Regions from separate parts of the Homo sapiens genome. Here region 1 is linked to region 2. A link is a loop called in an ENCODE intact Hi-C map of the cell type or tissue named here. Cell type or tissue: dorsolateral prefrontal cortex. All regions are shown on one strand. Links, peaks and the distances in the headings refer to the core of each region. The heading gives the core; the rest is flanking DNA.

Region 1 (9,265 bases), core at 2,496-4,995, 120 kb before region 2:
TCCGGGGAACACAGAAATGCCAAGACTCCATGTTTACATTCCCTGGAGGGGCAGAGGAAGCCCTTCCCACCTGCAAAGCTCAGGCGTGGCAGGGCCTTCCTTGGCCATGAGAACAAGAAGTGAGTGGTCTCACCTTTGAGGGCAATGGAGACACGAACTGTCACCCAGTTTTACAAATAACAGAAGAGAAGCTCAGGAAAAGAGGAACAGAGGGTCAAATCTGCAGAGGACTCAGTGTGCCCAGCACCGTGCTCGGCCTTCCTGCACACTCAGGTCACTTAGTCCTCTACCAGCCCTGTGGGCTTGGTATCACCCCCTTCCCTCCAGCCATTCACAGACATGAAAAGGCTCAGAAGGGCAAGCCCCGACCCTGGGACCCCACGTGGTGTGGTGTTATCTGGACCCCTTGCTCTGGTGAGGCCTGGGCAGTGGGAGCACTGTCCCCCTCCCCAAGTATGGTCTCGCTGACTGCTGTGCCCCCTCACCTGGCACAGCACCCAGCGGCAGCTCATCCTGGTCAGCTTTACTGTACGGCAAACAATGCTCCCCCTGCCTTCCGTGACATGGAGCCCCTGAGGGGCAGCTGTGAAGGCTCTGCCCCATGAGTCTTATCTGGGACCACAGAGGAGGGACAGCTCCTGCAGTGGTGAAAAGGATGAGAAGGCTGGAGAAGCCCCCTCTGCTTCCTACAGCACCTGCTCAAACATGACACACTCACACCCCCTTCCCCCAGGCATGGCACACCACCCGCTAGGCTTGGACTCTGTTCCTCCGGTGGGCAAGATGGCATGGGCAGGCTCTCAGCACCAGGCAGGAACTTATAGGCCGCTCACAGGGAAGGGGGAGCAGGACAACCAGGGGCAATAACGCAGTCATCCTCAGCATGACTGTAATGTAATAAAGGACAAATGGATGGAGGAACTATATTCCTTGCTGGAAAGGGTGAATATCTTCTCTAGGCCCATCCACAACAGTTGGTAAGTGGGGAAAGAAACGATTTAACAGCAACGAAAATATCAGTGACCAAATGACATTTGTGTTGTGTGAACTAACAATTTGCTTGTAATTTGCAACCACTGGCTTTATTAATCAGTAAAAACTGTACAAAGTAAATACAAACCCAACTTCCACCGAGAATTGGCGATACTTGATGATCATGATCTGTCATTAACTACGGCCTGTTATCAGCAGCTGAGGCGAGGGCCATTTCTTCCTGGGTTCAGACGATACTTCCCAGACCTCAAGCACTGAGCCCAGGCCACATGATTAGCCCTCACCACTGGAAGGGGAGCGCCACTCCAGAGCTGAGGATGGGTGTGTCTTCACTGTCTTTTCTTCCAGCAGGTTGTATAAGTTCCCACAGCAGATTCCAAGGCAAAGAGATAAAAGCAGTTTTGGTCCCTGAATGACAGCCTGGAGCAGAAGCCTCTCATCCCTTATGAACCCACAATGGACTGCGACTTGAACAAGAAATAGAGCTTTTCGGTCGAGCGTGGTGGCTCACTCCTGTAATCCCAATACTTTGGGAGGCCAAGGCGGGCGGATCATGAGGTCGGGAGATTGAGACCAGCCTGGCTAACATGGTGAAACCCCATCTCTACTAAAAATACAAAAAATTAGCCAGGTGTGGTGGCGGGCACCTGTAATCCCAGCTACTTGGGAGGCTGAGGCAGAAGAATGGCGTGAACCCAGGAGGCAGAGCTTGCAATGAGCCGAGATGACGCCACTGCACTCCAGCATGGGCAACAGAGTGAGACTCCGTCTCTAAATAAATAAATAAATAAATAAATAAATAAATAAAACAAAAAAGTCATATATCCAAAGATGCTGGAGAAGTTATTGGACACACACTGCCAGAGGGATCTGGTTGGGAAAAATAGTGTCCGTTTTCTCACAGCCATCCCAAGAGTGTGACTGCACGGGCCACTGCTGTTTGTGGAAATCAAATTCTCATATGCACACGGCACAGGGAACAACAAGGCGTTTTAACATCAGATGTGGAGACCTACTACCTGCACGCTCCTGAGTAAATTATTTAACTTCTGAGCCTCGGTCCCTCCAGTGGAACTTGGATAATACCTCCCTTACAGAGTCACTAAGAATTCAGTGAGTTGTCTCTAATGTGACAATATACTAGCATTTGGTAGGTCCTCAATAAATGGCATTCTTATGATCCAGGACAGCAGAAAAAGCTGAGAGTATGTTACTACAAAGTAATTTTTTAAAGACAACAGAAGTCACAATGAAACATGCTTTAAGGTTAATGCTTTAATGTATTGACATTTTCACTTACAAATGTACAATTTGCGTATGTAGGAAAAAATCAGTTCTCTAGACACAACAGAATACTACTAGAGACGGGAAAGCAATCACAAAAAGATCAACTCTGGGGAGAAAGTGGAACTGCATTCCATGCCTTGTATCTACATACACTAGGGAAGGAAAAAGAAATATTACACAGGATCAAAACTTGTGGAAAATACACTTGGGTCATTTTGTCTCAACTGCAGGACCTTCTTATGATCCAGATGGCTACCTTAAGTCCTGGATAGCCTAAAATGGGCAAAGTCTGGCCTTGTTCACAAATGATGATCCAAAACATTAACCACAGTTCTCCTTCTCTTTAGTATCCAAGACCCTGAAGTTGACTCAAGGAATGAAAAGAACAATCAGATCAGCATGTATATAATATCATTGGCCAACTTCTTCAAGGTATGGATTATTTAAAAGTACACATGGAAGTAAAATGCTTACTCAAACCTGAATAAGAAGTTTCTTGTAACTCAAGCACTTCTTGACTCACACTAAGTGTAGCACTGTAAACAAAAGACATCGTTGAGAAACTGAGGCTATCAAAACATTGGCATCTATGGGAGTTGTGGCCAAGGAAATAAAATACCTGAGCAACCTTATACCCAGTATGCATTTCATACCAGGATCAAGTCACTAATGACAGCCAAGTTCCAGGCTTATCTATGGCTGCCTAATGAGACTGGCCCCACTAGGATGGGGACTGGGGAGGGGACACACATGAGTGCCCAAGCTTCAGTCTACACCTCCCCCCTTCAGCCAGAAGCAGCCAGGGGAGCACAGGGACATCTGCTTCAAGAGCATTTTGGCAGCAAAAATCAATACTCTGTGGTTCCTGGAATTCCCACCCAGTAATTCCAAGTTCAAAATTACCACCAGTGCAACATGAAAAACTGTTAATAGTTTTTAAGTAAAGTGTACATACAGCTTTAATAACGATTATAATCTGAAGAAAGCCATTCTTCTTATACAGGATGGAAAATCCTCAAAGCAACATTTTAAACCATGGACACTAGAGTTGTCATACATCTATTCAGAGATGAGAGATAAACAGACATCCTTCCATGTGGAAACAGACACTCCCATGTCAACAAGTCCCCTAGGATCAGAGAGAAAAGCAGACCCGTGGTCATCACTAGGTGTCTCTGGTGTCTCGCTAAAGATGGAGTCCTATGTAGGTTGGCCTAAGTTGGCCTCAGAGGGAGGTGGCTGAGCAGCAAAGCAAGACAGCATGTGTGTAACCAGCCAGGCAAAATAACAAGTCTGTGCTACCTGGAGTGTATTTTCAGGAAAACAGGACCATATGGAGTGTGGGGCAGGGACATTCGCTGTGCTAAACTGCCACTGTAAAAGCACACTGTTGAAAGCATGCAGGACAGAAAACTGCAATAATTCAGAGCTTGAAAACAAGAAATAACAGAAATATGAATATTTCAAATACACACTTCATATACTGAAAATAAGAGCATTTGAAGAAAGGCTGGAATGGGTTTTCCAAAGACTCACACATTTTGGGGTTCCAAATTCAATGTTCTAAGCTTCTCTATCACAAAGAGATCAAGAACAAAAGCAAAGCTGGGGGTCCTGGCCAGGCTGAGTGGTACCTTGAGCCGGTCCCTGTGTCCTGAGGGTCCCTGGGCCCCATATCCCATCCATAACCCAAGTCTGCTCAGCTACAGTCTGCCCTGGTGCTCAGTGAACAGCCACAGAGTCCCACTTCTGCACAGGATGGGCCTTCAGAGTGATGAGAGAGCATCTCCCGCACAGTGCAAACCCCCAAAGGCCAGAAATGGGAACGCTCTAACTAAGGCTCTCCTTCCACTCCCTCACTGTTCCTTTAATATTACTCTCTCAGCAAGTAGAAAAATAGGCTATAAGGAGGCTTAGGCAGACACACACTCAAACAGCCTCTTGGAATAAAGCAAATCTGCCTCCACATACTTGTTTGTATATTGTTCTGGCTTCTCCAGGATTTTTTTTTTTTTTTTGAGACAGAGTCTCACTCTGTCACCCAGGCTGAAGTGCAGTGGCACTATCTTGGCTCACTGCAAGCTCCGCCTCCTGGGTTCACACTATTCTCCTGCCTCAGCCTCCCGAGTAGCTGGGACCACAGGCGCCTGCCACCACGCCCAGCTAATTTTTTGTATTTTTAGTAGAGATGGGGTTTCACCGTGTTAGCCAGGATGGTCTCGATCTCCTGACCTCGTGATCCGCCCGCCTCGGTCTCTCAAAGTGCTGGGATTACAGGCGTGAGCCACCGCGCCCAGCCAGCTTCTCCAAGTTTTAAAGGATTAAAGCCCTCAAACTCTCAGGCTTAAATCAATTCCTAATGTGGGATATGTTCTCCAAGTATGCCTACCAAAGCCATACAAGAATAAAGTGAGCAGCAGCAGCAGCTAGGGTCAGGCAGATTTCTGAAGCATGATTGTTCAAAGGCGGGCTGTGCCCCATCATCCTGAGCCATCGGCCTTGCCAGGGGCCTGTGGAGCCCCAGAGGGCAGGACGGGGGCTCTCACACCATAGCCTCGGGAAGTACCTGGGAGCTTACCAACCCACAACTCCTAAAGTAACATGCAACCAGTTCTGGTCTGTGGTTTGAAAAAGTTAAACGCAAAGAAGCTGTAGCTTTTCTTGCCACAATCACTCAATAGGCATACAACACTATATTACTGGCATAACATGAAAATAAATTAACCCTTAAGCACTACACCTAACTCTAAAAAGAAAATGCCTTTCAAAACAGGTATGCTCAAATAAGGTATTCTGAGAGTTGCACAAGAACAGTCTTGGAATGAGCCAGTGCCCCCGGAGAGTCAACATTTGAACAAAATAGCACAGTTCAAACCCTTCTCTGTGGTACTTATGTGGATTAGTACAATTATGACATCACTACTTTCAAAGGAATGATTAAAACTATTATTAAAAACTTTTGTCACAAACAGAAATGCCCTGCAAATCATATTATTGCACACAGGGTTATCAGAAGCTATGCACATCAAGACCTTGAGGCCCCTAGAAGACCCAAAATAGAGACCCTAAGGCCATGCCCGTGGCTGCTCCTGCCAGCATGCCCAGTGCCAGGTCGCTGTCGTTGTCTCGATAGCGCTCTCGAATGATGACTTGGTTAGCAGGCTGCTGTCCATAAAGTCCTAAAAGAGAAGGAAAATAGCAGATTTCTGAGCAGCGGTTTGTGAAGTTTAACATCACGCAAAGTACCAGTTCTCCTTTCACAAAAGGGATCTGCTGTCTCCTGTCACACTGGCGACCCAGCCCTCCTCCACAACAGGCACATCATGTGGCCGACATCCCTGAAACCGCACACTGGGAGGAAACCAAGATCCTCAGCTCACTAAGGGCCAAAGTCCCTAATCTGCAAAAAGCAGAACCCTAATGAAGCTTTCAGATTCTAGCCTCTGATTTCTACTTCAGCCCTCGACACCATGCTTATTGGGTGGCAGACAAATGGGGAACATGGGAGACACACAGTGCCCAACAAAAGCCCAAAAAGGAAATGCTCACTTAAAGCAAATGAGCTTCTTAGTATGCACGCAAACCAATTTTTAAATTAAGCCTTAAATCTGCACATATAACTTTTTTTTTTTTTTGAGAAGGAGTCTTGCTCTGTCCCCAGGCTGGAGTGCAGTGGCATGATCTCAGCTCACTGCAACTTCCACCGCCCAGGTTCAAGCTATTCTCCCACCTCAGTTTCCTGAGTAACTGGGACTATAGGCGCCCACCACCACGCCTGGCTAATTTTTTGTATTTTTAGTAGAGACGGGGTTTCACCGTGTTAGCCAGGATGGTCTCGATCTCCTGACCTCGTAATCCACCCGCGTCGGCCTCCCAAAGTGCTGAGATTACAGGCATGAGCCACCACGCCCGGCCCGGCCTACTCTTTTTTACTGCATGTCTTTATAGAGAAAAAATAAATATTTATGTTAGAGGTGAAAACTTCAAAAAAACAAACCACAGACAAATTTAGTATTTAATTTGCAAGATTAAAATTTACAACTGGAAATATACTGTTTGCTCTCTTCCATGCTTCACAGCTATAATGCCTAGTAGCTAAGTAGCTTTCAAACTGCTCAGGTATTAATAGCGTTAACTTTCCTCCTTGATCCTCTATTCCTTTAATGGTTCAAAGGCTGGCTGGCCAGGCTTGATGGCTCACACCTGTAATGCCAGCACTTTGGGAGGCTGAGGCAGGTGGATCACTTGAGGCCGGAAGTTTTAGACCAGCCTGGCCAACACAGTGAAACCCTGTCTCTTAAAAAATTACCAAAAAAAAATTAGCCAGGGGTAGTGGCGCATGCCTGTAATCCCATACTGAGGCATGAAAATTGCTTGAACCTGGGAGGCGGGGGCTGCAGTGAGTTGAGATCCTGTCACTGCAATCCAGTCTGGGCAACAGAGTGCAACTCTGTCTCAAACACACAAAAAAAGAAAAGAAAAAAAACTAGTCACTAGTGATGTGCACATGTGGATGAAGAGCAGAAGTGAAACCCGCAGTGGTAACAAAGGTGAACATTTCCAGCCACTTACAGCACTACATACATTGGAATGCTCTTACTCAACTGAGTGCACTTTTATCCCTATTTTGCAGATGGGCAAACTGAGGCACACAGCAGTTAAGGACAGTAAGGGCACACAAACCCAGGCACTCTGGCTACAGTATGCATTTATACCCACTAATGCCTCAAATACAACAGAGGATGATGAATGACAAAACTCAAAAGGCACAGAGTAGTACAATGAAACCATCGTAAATCTAAGGGCTGATCTGGTACAGGTAACAGTACTGGAAGCAAGTGATTATTTTTGCAATGTTTAAATTTCAAAACTAGGGAATTACGGCATTTACTTTCACAGCCCTGACATTTTAAAATGCTCAGTAATGTTAACTCCAACTAGCCAAATGTAACACAATAGAACTTGTGAGCTGACCTAATGAAAAGGTCCCATGGAAAATCTACATTCTGATGCCCCTGCAAGTCATGCTGAGGTCCCCTGGCTGCAGGACCAGGCCACTCTCTTGTGGCTCCTGCTGAGCTCTGCTCCTGCATTGAGCTCAGTCCTTGCCAGAGTCAGCTGTGGATGCTTCCAGGTCACACTTATTATAATTGCCTAATTTAACTAATATTACATAAATGGTCAAAATGTGAATGAGAAAAAGGCAGACACAGTTTCTATGGCAACTAAGATACTACAGGAAAAACTAAATAAAGGAAGGTTACTTTTACAAATTACCATCAAATCAGGGAATTAAGAAAACTATAAAAGATGGGAGGATGGGAGGACTATAGTCCCCAAATCTAGAAGTCTGCTCTTGGACTTACCCCTGGAAACTGCAGTGCAATGACGTGTCATGAGGATGGTCTCTACAAGACAGAAATAGAAGACTCCAACCAAAGGAGCCAACTCAAAGCAAACACCTCAACCCCACATTATAGGAGAGCCGAACGAACACCCACTAGCGGGTTAAATCACAGCACAATGTTTACAATACGTCTACAGTACTCTGTACTTTCTCAATTGGCTGACCAACCACTGGTCCCAATCACACTGAAGAGAGAGCCTTAACCAGCTCTGTGCATGACTAGGAGGGTTCTTGTGGACTAGCTCTAGGCAGTGAGACCCTGGCAGACAGGATGGCATGGAGGTGGCAAAGCACCCATCTGGTTGTCAACACAAGCTGCTGTGTATCGACCACAAACCCATTTGACCCTTCCACAGCAAGCAAGTCTGGGGGCTGCCTGGTCACCACTCTGAGGCAGGCTGGCCATAATGCCTACTGACTCAGCCCCTTATGTGGGCGGCAAGCATTCCGAGTACTGCCTGTGAGAGTGCTACTTCTACTCTACTGACGAGAGCCAAGGGCAAGGATGGACTCATTTCCAGAAGTGCCCTAAACAACCACGTCTGCAATATCTGTGCTCTCTATACAGTAAGAAACAGCGGCAACAGCCCTATTCTGTGGGCTGGAAGCTGAGAAAGAGGCTGGCTCTCATGTGGCAAGGCTAGGGCTTAAAACTCTCCATCCCATGGGATCCCAACAGAAAAATGTGCAAAGGAAAATTATTCATAAAAGGTGATATAAACTAAAGCAACTCGATGATTCCACTTGAGACCTACTGAAGCTATCAAAACTTTTAGAGCACAACAGGCCATCTTTATGGGATCACAGATAAACCACTGCATCAGTAACTGCTAGTGGCATTATAAGTTGGTAAACCATTCTGGGATCAACTTGGCAAAATGCTATCCAGATTTAATGTAATATTAACAGATGAAATGATTAAAAATCTGGGATGTCCCTTAAACTAATCCAGAGGTAGAGAAAGGAGGCTGAGGTAGAGATAAAAGATTAGACATGATATGGTTAACTGCTGAAGCCAGTGATGGACATATGATAGTTCATTATACCATCATCCCTATTTTTTATGTTTGAAAACGTTTACATTTTTAAATCATATCCCAAAAAACCGTCAAAAATGTCTATGCCTTCTGACATGTTAACAGAGATGCTCCTCAACTTACAATGGGGTTACCTCCCAATAAACCCATCATAAGTTGAAAACATCATAGTCAAAATGCATTTAATACGCCTAACCTACCGAACATCATAGCTTAGCATAGCCTACCTTCAACTGCTCAGAGCACTAACATTAGTCTGCAGCTGGGAAAATCAACTAACACAAAGCCTATTATAATCAAGTGTTGAAGATCTCATGTAACTGAATGAGTACTATACTGAAAGTGAAAAACAGAATGGGGGTAGGAGTACCTGAAGTACGGTTTCTACTAAATGTACATTGTTTTCGCACCATCGGAAAGTCAAAAAATCATTAAGTCAAACCATCCTGAGTTGGGGCCTGCCTGCATATAGAGATAGAGTCTAGTTGGGGGGGAGAAAAAAAGAACTAGATTCTAGGCCAGGCACGGTGGCTCACACCTG
Region 2 (9,265 bases), core at 2,658-5,157:
TTTGGAAAAGCCAGGCGTCCAGGGCTTCCTCTGCCTCCACTCGACACAGCCTGCAACCTTAACCCTGTAGGTTTCAAAGCTCTTGTGCAAGAGCTCTCATTCTATCCTTAAGAATGACAGCCCAGGTACAGTCAGTGTGTCCTTCTGAGAGATAAGAAGACTGCAGGGGAGAGGGCTAAACACTCCGCTCAGGCATGGGCAGAGATTTCTGGGCAACAAGCTCAGTGCTTTGAATCCTGGAGCAAGAAGAGTTCCTGGAGGGCAGGGAGGGGCGCACAGAGGGAATGTGTGCAGACTGGGTGTTCCCATGGGAGTGACTTTGTATGCTCTGATCTCTCTGTGTGTGGCCAGCTCTTGGCCACCCCTTGCAAAGATAGGTGAGTGTACCCTGAATGTCACCATCCTGTTGACTGTAAAGCAGAGTGGATGCCACATGTGTGTGCATGTGTGTACACAAGGGGTACCTGTGTGTGCATGGGCATAGGCACCTCTGTGTAAGGGGATACCTCTGTGTGTATATACATATGGGTACCTGTGTGTATGTGGGTGGGGTTTCCATGCATGTGCCTATGTACAACATGTGGGTGCCCGTGTGTGTGTGCAGAGAAGTGTCAGGGATGTGTCCAGAGAGGCTGTGTGCCTCCCTCACATCTGAAGGTTCAGCCTGGGCCCATCCGCCTGGTGTACTGCTCATGCCCAGTTCTTTAGAAAACGCTGGTCTGCAGGTTTGCTCCCCCAAGCTGTCAGGAGAATTGGGGGGATCAGAAGACATCTAAAGTCTCGCTGGTACCCCCAAATCCCAGCAGTCCTCTAGTAAGATGGTGATGTGTCCTCTCATGGGGTGTGGCTTCGAACCCCTGACGTGTGGATGCTTCATTGTGCACCTGTGGCCTCTGAACAGCTGGCCACCCAGAAGGGTACATGTCCTCTGGGCCCTGGGTACAGTGGGTCGGTGAGCTGGATGGCCGGCAAAGGCACTGAGTGCTGGAGGGTCTACAGCAGCCTGCTCGGCCACTGGGCCAGGCCTGGGCAGGCAGGGGTTGGTTCTTCAGCCCCAGCTGAGTGCTGCGCACATCCTCTGCCCCATGCACAGCAGGGCAGCCTGGGGAGGACTGAAGGTGGCTGAAGCACCCCTGACTGAGGACTGAGCAGGGTCCTTCTCCCTGCCTAGGGGCCCCCAGCCTCTATATCCCAGAGAGCTGGGTTTATGGCAGGAACGGCAGTGGTAACAGCTTTCCTATGTGAGTTTCATGACCAAAAACCTAACAGAAAAGCTTGAAGGCAGACAGGGTGTGGTGGCTCACAACCTGTAATCCCAGCACTTTGCGAAGCCAAGGCGGGCAGATCGCTTGAGCTCAGGAGTTCGAGACCAGCCTGGGCAACATAGTGAAACTCCATCTCTACAAAAGATACACATATTAGCCAGGAGTGGCGGCATGTGCCTGTAGTCCCAGCTACGAGAAAGACTGAGGTGGGAGGATCACTTGAGCCTGGGAGGTGGAGGTTGCAATGAGCCAAGATTATGCTTCTGTACTCCAGCCTGGGTGACAGAGTGAGACCCCGTCTCAAAAAAAAAAAAAAAAAAAAAAGAAAAAAGAAAAGAAAAGAAAAGAAAGCTTGAAGGCAAAGGCCTAGGCCCTTGAGGGGTTGGACAGACAGCTCCCACCAGGGAGGGGAGTGGCCCAACTAGGCTGGTGGCAGGACTGAGGTGCAAGCAGAAGGGAGACATAGGTGTCTGGGGCAGATGAGGGGTGAGCCCCCAGTGCTGTGGCTTTGGGAGGACAAAGGGAAGAGGAAAGCCACTTTGGAGGGGCTGGCCACCAGGTGACCTTGCAGCCCTGCGCAAAAGTGGCAGCAGTGGCCCCAAGGGACTGTGAGCTGCTCCTGCCCCGCCTCATGGAGCACCTAAGCCCAGCTTGCTGTCCAGCCTAATGAGGATGAGTACAAGGTATCTGCAGCACTGACAGCCATCAGGCTCCTCCCTGGGGCTGAGGAGGGGGAATAAGAGCCAGGTCAGGACTGGGGAGGGATGTCCAGCGGCACGGGAACTCAGGGAAGACAAAAACACCTGGAGCGAGTCAGAGTGACTCCATGAGGGGTGACCAAGAGCTGGCCTCATGTCCTATAGCATCCTCGGGTTGTCTCATGGAGAATGCCAGGAGAGCAAGGGCAGTGACCCTGCCCTGGGGACATCTGTCCCCAGGCCGGACCTGGCTCTTGTTCCCCCTCCTCGGCCCCACAGAGGAGCCTGATGCCTATCAGTGCGCCAGACACCTCGTGCTCATCCTCACCAGGCTGGAAGACGAGCTGGGCTTAGGCACTCCATGAGGTGGGGCAGAAGCAGCTCACAGGATGCTGCAAGACATGAGGCAGGGGACAGGCTGCTGTTCACAGGTGCCAGTGGGCAATGGGAGACCCTAGACCTCCCCAGCAGGAGCCAGGCCGTCCTCTCCCCTGGTCACATCATGGCTCGCACTGGCAGCACTGCCCACACGGTGGTGGTGGTGGGGAGGGAGCTGGGTGGTCACTCTCACTGACAGGCGCTTCTGGCTTTAGCTTCAGAAAAAGTCCAGGGGGCTTAGGGTGGCCTCAGGCCTGACTGCAGGGGCACAGTGCAGCCCAAGAGAGTCAAGGGGGAGGGCGAGGAACTGGGCAGACAGGCCCAGGCCTGGGCCATGGCCTTGGGGGTAGGCCCTAGAGGGGCCAGTGCTGGAAGAAGAGAGTACACTCCTGGGCACTGAAAACACTCAGCGTCTGCATTCCTTAATTTGCCTGGCAGGGACTGGACACTCACGAGGGGCAGGGCACAGGGAACTCAAGGAATGCAGAAGGAACGAGACATTGTGCCTGTTTGCACGTTCCTCAGGCCCATATGGGACAATGCAGGGGCCCACACAGACACGGCCTGTGGGCAGCTCCCTGCAGGCAGGACTATGGCTTCTGCACAGCTGCATCCTAGGACCTGGTGCGTCCCTGACGCAAGTACTCACTACACACGTTACATGTATGCAACACACACCCACACCCTTTATGTACAGCACGTGCACACACATCTGTGTGCAAGCATAAAAATCACTCCTCATGTACCTGGAATGCAAACTGCCTCGCGGCTCTGCCCCGAGTGGGCCGCTCTCCAGGCCAGAGGGTTTGCATTCGTTCTGCTTAGGAAATTGCAAGGTGGTTTCCCCTTCTGAGGGAGGCATCTGGCTAAATTGTGACCCTTTCTTGTTCATGTTGATGTCAAACATCTTAGATATTCCTTGGCCAAAGCATCTTAGAATGAACAACTTGTCAAGGAACTGAGAGCTCAAAAAGATAAGAAAGGGCCACAATTTAGCCCCTACATATTCTTAGAAAATAGAAGTGAATGTGTGATTTTAGGGCAAGCCAAATATTATTTAGTAAGGACTTTTTTCTGACACCTGTTGCTTTGCTCATCTCTAGATATTAAAGTCACGCTAACCCCCAGCAAAGCTTCTGGCTGAGCCCGTGGGAGTGCTGCCCTGAAGGCCCGGGAACTGGCCTGTCGCAGGACAATCACTTCTTATCTTTTCAGTTTCTGATGAGTGAGTCCACTTAATGCTTCTGGCGGCTCCTAACAGGCAGGCACCACCTTTCCTGAGTCTGCAGTGCAAGCTAGGCACAGTGAGGGCTCCGGTGTCACATCCACCCACAAAACACAGAGATGGCCTTGCTGCAGCGCTGTGCTGGACCCAGAGAGGCCTCCAAGCCCAGGCCTGCCCTTCTTACTGCCTCTCTCAGGACAGCCTTTCTACATGAGGATCTGGAAGCACTGGTAGCCTTCATGAGGCGCGTGGATGCCATCTGGGACAGGAGCCAGCCTCCCCAGCACCAGCCTGCAGCATCGCAGGAGACGGGCTCCCTCTGCCTGACTTCCTGCTCTCCTCTGTGATGTGTGTGTCCTTCTCCCTGGGGACACGCGCCCTAAACGTTAAGGCAAAGCAGCAACACTCCGTCTGCTCAGCAACCTCCAATGCCAGGAGAGACCTCTGAACCAAACAGGACCAAACAGGCGCTTACACAATCCAAATCTAAATTGCCTGCCTTTCCCTCAGAAAGATGACAGAGCCTCATTTTTTGGGTTATTTTTTCAGAGAAGTCCTGGCTCTTGGCCTTTCTCGGCCAAAGCATCTTAGAATGAACAACTTGTCAAGGAACTCAGAGCCCAAAAAAACACCTCTTCGCCAGCAGCAAGATGTGACAATCCATAATTTTATCCTCAGGTAGGAGACACACAACTATGAAATGCAGACACAAGATCAACGCAGCCATAAGGCCAGCCATGGAACCCCCACCTCTCCGGAGTCCTGAGGGCTTTGGTTGGGATGATCACCCTCGTGGTTGGAGATGTACTGAGAGCTCACCCTGCTGGGTGTGTGCAGTCAGTTACCATCAGCCCTGCACAGCCTCACACCATCTGGTGTCACAGCCATGTGAACCAGCTCAAACGGTCACTGCTCAGTGCTCCATGCCCCACATCTGACAGGCCCCCTCGGGGTCCCCCTGCTGGACCGAGCCCCAAGATGGAGGAGGCAGCCTGAGTCTTCCAGAGAAAGTACAACTGGCCGAGTGTGGTGGCTTACGCTTGTAATCCCAGCACTTTGGGAGGCTGAGGCGGGCAGATCACCTGAGTTCAAGAGTTTGAGACTAGCCTGGCGAACATGGTGAAACCCTGTCTCTACTAAAAGTACAAAAATTAGCCAGGTGTGGTGGCGGGCGCCTGTAATCCCAGCTACTTGGGAGGCTGAGGCAGGAGAATCACTTGAACCTGGGAGGCGGAGGTGGCAGTTAGCCGAGACCACTGTGCCAATGCACTCCAGCCTGGGCGACAAGAGTGAGACTCCATCTCAAAAAAAAAAAAAAAAGGAAAAGCACAACCATTCCTTGTGAATTCTGCTTCAGGTGGCATCATTTCAGAACACCTTCCATCCCAAGTAGCTTACGAAGAGGCACTTAAAAAGAAAGGTTTTGTTGGGAAAGCTTATTTACATGTTTATTTTTTATGCACCATGGATTTTGAGTAGCGCATTATTTAACGACTGTTTTATTTTTATTTTTGAGATGGAGTTTCACTCTGTTGCCCAGGCTGTAGTGCAGTGGCACGATCTTGGCTCACTGCAACCTCTGCCTCCCAGGTTTAAGCTATTCTCCTGCCTCAGCCTCTCGAGTAGCTGGGATTACAGGTGCCCGCCACCATGCCTGGCTAATTTTTGTATTTTTAGTAGAGATGGGGTTTCAGTGTTGGCCAGGCTGGTCTTGAACTCCTGATCTCAGGTGATACACCCGTCTCAGCCTCCCAAAGTGCTGAGATTATAGGCGTGAGCCACCATGCCCGCCCTTAATGACTGTTTTAAATCATCATCTAGAGCTGGGCCTCTAGGAGGAGTTCATGGGCCTTTGATTCCACTCCTCTGTCCAGTGGGTAAGGAGGACGCCACCCTCCTCACTGGCTTCTGAGAAGCCCCCCAACTCATTCATTCACAGAAAAGTCTAACTCTTCCAAAATTGATCTCTTCTTAAGGAAAAACCTGTGTGCTATAAGATCCTGGGTTGTCAGAGTCCAGTTTTAATGAAGCAGAAACACACCAGTACCTCCTGACTAGAGAACATGGCATTTGCTATGGGCATGTGCTTGTGCTGGTCAACTGGTTACACTTCCATGACGTTCAACAACACCCTCCAGTTAAGTAAAAGAGGCTGAGAAAGTAGGAGGGTGAGTGAGAAAGAGAGGGGCGTTAAAGCATCACGATTCCTCTCTTATTGGGAATGCAAAGGGAGAACTCAGATGGGAACCAGTTTTGCCTGGATGAGGATTCTCATGGATTTCTTCTGCTTCAGTAGGAATAGCAAAAACACAGCAACTTGCACGCAGTTGTCATAGCAACAGCAATACTTCTGAACTCCTGTTGTCAGGAGAGAAAATGGTTTTTCCCTCAACTTGTTCCCAGCCTGCCCAGATGGCTGGTTGGGGGGTCAGGGGCTGGAGTGACTGGAGAAGCCCTAGCCTCCCTTCTACTAAGTAGGACTCCTCCAGCTGGGATGGCTCTTGACAGCTGCTCACTAGGACAGCCCCATAAGGTGGACCAGCACGCTGGCATTGCATCTGCTCTGTGGGCCTCAGGAGGGCACAGGGAGTCCTGTGTTGGACAAACCGTGCTCTTGACACCACATCCCAAATGAGGACTGCAGGCTGAAACTGCGCTGTGTATGGCCAGCACCACCAGCAGCCACATGGAACGTGGACTGTGGGCATCTGGCCTGCATTAGCGTGCTGGAATCTAGCCTGTAGCCCCAGCCTGTCCCTCCCTCTGCCCGTGCAGCCCTGACCCTACCTCATTGATAGCCAGCTGCTCCCCACCCCCTCCAGGGTGGCTGTAGTGGTGGCTGGAGCTGTGCAGGTCATCATACAGGTCCTCCTCGCTCCCCACTTCGTCAGCGCAGACAGCTGTGTCCAGAGCTCCATCAGGCATGGCTGGAAGGAGAGACAGCAGCTGGGCAAAGGGGGCTGGGCTGGGAAGGGCTGAGGGGAGAACACGTGGAGAAGGAGCCCAGTGGGTTCAGGACAAATGCTTCTTCTGCAGGGGGAGCGTGCAGGTTGCAGGGCTAGGTTCTCAAACCATCCTTGCCACAAACATGTGGCCTGGGTGAAAGAATGCACCAACTCACTCACACCACCACCATTAGTCACCCATCACCCAGTCTACAGCAACTTGGCTGACAAGGAAACATAAGTATTCACCATCACACAGCTCGAGAGCCCCTTAGGTTGTATTCAGTGACAAACCATTTTCCATTGTGTTGGCTATAGTATAGGCCCTTAGGAAAAATGTTAACATTTTGTTATGCAATATATATGTGTGTATTCAAAGAAAACATAGTTACATACATGCAAATATGGTTTGAAATTTAATACAATGAACAGTCCTGATACCCATCACTCTACTTAAGAAAAACACCAGAAACTTGACCTTCCATATCTTGTATACTCCATTCCAGTCCCATTCCCATCTCCCTCCTGTAGAGATATTCAAGAGTTAGAACTTGTAATAAATCATTCTCATGCCTTTGTCTTAGCATTTAGTTCTGTCAGTTATGCTAAGTTTTGACCTTGTCTAAAGGGATCCAGCAAATCCACTCTTCTCTGGCTGGCTCTTTTCACTCAACTGTGTGTGTAGCTGTGATTGTTTCATTTTCACTGCCACACAGTCTTGTGTTGTACGAGTCTTTCACATTTTGTGTGTTGGCTGTACTGCTGGAGCAGGGTGGGTCATTCCCTGTGCTGCTGTGGTGGTGCTGCTGGACAGTGTCTGCATGCCTCCTGGGCATGCGTTGGAGGGTTTCTCTAGGACATTGTTTCTCAACCCTGCTTTCATGACGGCCCCACTAAGGAGCACGTTGTTTTCCTAATCCTTTCCTGCCCCTATGAAATCAATACCACAAATGTATTGTGTATTGCTTACGCAATGTGGCATTCTGGAGAGCCATAAACCATCATAATAGCTAAGATATTTGTCCAGTTGGGGAAAATCACCACCCCTGGTGTGAATTCACACTGCTGAGTGTAGACGCCTAGGTGTGTGTGGCCCTGCTGGGTCCTAGGCACACCAAATAGTTTCCCAGAACCTGAAAGCGGCGCAAGAATGTTCCATCCCTCCACATCCCAGCCAGCTCTTGTGATTGGCATTACGAGACATTTAAATTCTTGAGTCTAATGGGTATGAAATGGTATCTTACTGTGATTTTAATTGACATTTTAGATTACTAATGAGTTGACCTTTTATCTATGGGCCATTTATATTTTCCTTTAATGTGAAGTGTTTATGAGTTTTACCCATTTGTCTATTGAATTGCTTATCTTTAACATATCATTGACATAAAAATATGTATGTATTCATGTATGTATGTATACACACACATTCCTTTCCTCACTTCTAGATACCTCCGTCACTCAGATGTGCCACAACTATCTCCTCCCAGTTTGTGGCTTGTTACTATTTTTAAGGTGCCTTTTGAAGAACGGAAGTCCTTAATTTTAATATAGACAAATCTGTCAATCTAGTCCTATTTGGTGTATGTTTTCTGTGTCTAGGAAATTCTTTCCAACCTCAGTCATAATGATATTCTTCTCTGTTATCCTTTAATGTTTTATAACTTTTCTTTTGATATGTATGCTGTTAATCCACCTGGAAATGATTTTTGTGGTATAGAGTGAGGTTGGAAACCAATTTCTTTCTTCTGTAAGGATAATAAATGGTCTTGGCACCATTCATGGAATGGGCAGTCCTTTCCCATGGACCTACAATGTCTGCTCTGTCCTTGAGTTGAGATTCTAGATAGCTGGGTCTGCATCTGGACTCTCTTCTTGCAGGAGGCACAATAATGGTCTCCAAAAGATGAAAAGATGGCATCTCCAGAGCCTGTGAATATGTTATGTTACGTGAGGAATTAAAGAGGAATTAAGGTTGCAGATGAAACCAGGGCTGCTAATCAGCTGACCTCAAAATAGGAAGATTATCTTGGATTATCCACATGGGCCCAACATAGGTGAAAATATGAACTTTGAAGACTCTTTTCAGACATTTTCTCGTCTGTGAGAGTCCCATCCATGACTCTTATCTTACTCTCAGGGAGCTTGAACAGGCAACTCTCACAGAAGGAAACGCATCCCTGTACACTATGTTGGTCTGACTCCCCCCAACCAGATAGACTCTGAGCTCCTTGAAGGCAGGAGCCATGACTTATTTGTTAATGTCGTAATGTCGACGTTTAGGAAATGTTAAGTAAATAAATGAGTAAACAGATGGATGGAAGAAACACATAAATGGTGATGAAACAGATGAAGAAACCAATGGAAGGATGAACACTTGAACAGATGGAAGCTGGGAGGATGACTGGGGTGGCAAATGGCAAGTTCCTTAAAAGTGGAGCCCAAAGGCCTGGCAGAGCCAACATCAGGAACAGTTAAAGCTCCACATGTGTCCCCAGAACTGACCTGGGAAACCCTCAGGGATATGGTTTGGATTTGTGACCCTGCCCAAATCTCATGTTGAATTAAAGGTGTGGCCTGGTGGAAGGTGATTGGATCATGGGGGCGGATTTCCCCCTTGCTGTTCTCGTGATAGTGAATGAGTTCTCATGAGATCTGATCGTTTAAAAGTATGCAGCACTTCCCCCTTTGCTCACTCTCTCTCCTGCTGCCATGTGGTGAAGGTACTTGCTTCCCCTTCACCTTCCGCTGTGATCT

The links. Hi-C counts contacts between places; a loop is a spot of excess contacts. Peaks named below come from ENCODE experiments on the same cell type or tissue, not always from the same donor. Only the 100,000 strongest peaks of a DNase experiment are listed, where the experiment ranks them.
Region 1: a loop joins it to region 2, with 7 times the contacts of the local background. A loop is called at or near these places in 4 of 110 quality-filtered maps.

Annotation. Positions count from the first base shown.
Region 1 is chr2:131,142,831-131,152,095 of GRCh38, reverse strand. It overlaps PLEKHB2 (pleckstrin homology domain containing B2), which reads right to left. Exons shown (of 8, transcript NM_001100623.2): 8 at 2,251-5,459. The coding sequence ends at 5,323. Among named protein-coding and RNA genes, the nearest start is that of PLEKHB2, 42 kb to the right of the region's middle. In dorsolateral prefrontal cortex, for the core only: a CTCF peak has its summit at 3,458; no DNase peak of the experiment used is centred there.
Region 2 is chr2:131,025,173-131,034,437 of GRCh38, reverse strand. ARHGEF4 (Rho guanine nucleotide exchange factor 4) reads right to left here. Exons shown (of 14, transcript NM_001367493.1): 5 at 6,354-6,493. Among named protein-coding and RNA genes, the nearest start is that of SMIM39, 5.3 kb to the left of the region's middle. In dorsolateral prefrontal cortex, for the core only: a CTCF peak has its summit at 3,879; a DNase peak (open chromatin) is centred at 3,857; H3K4me3 peaks cover 322 bases; H3K27ac peaks cover 767 bases.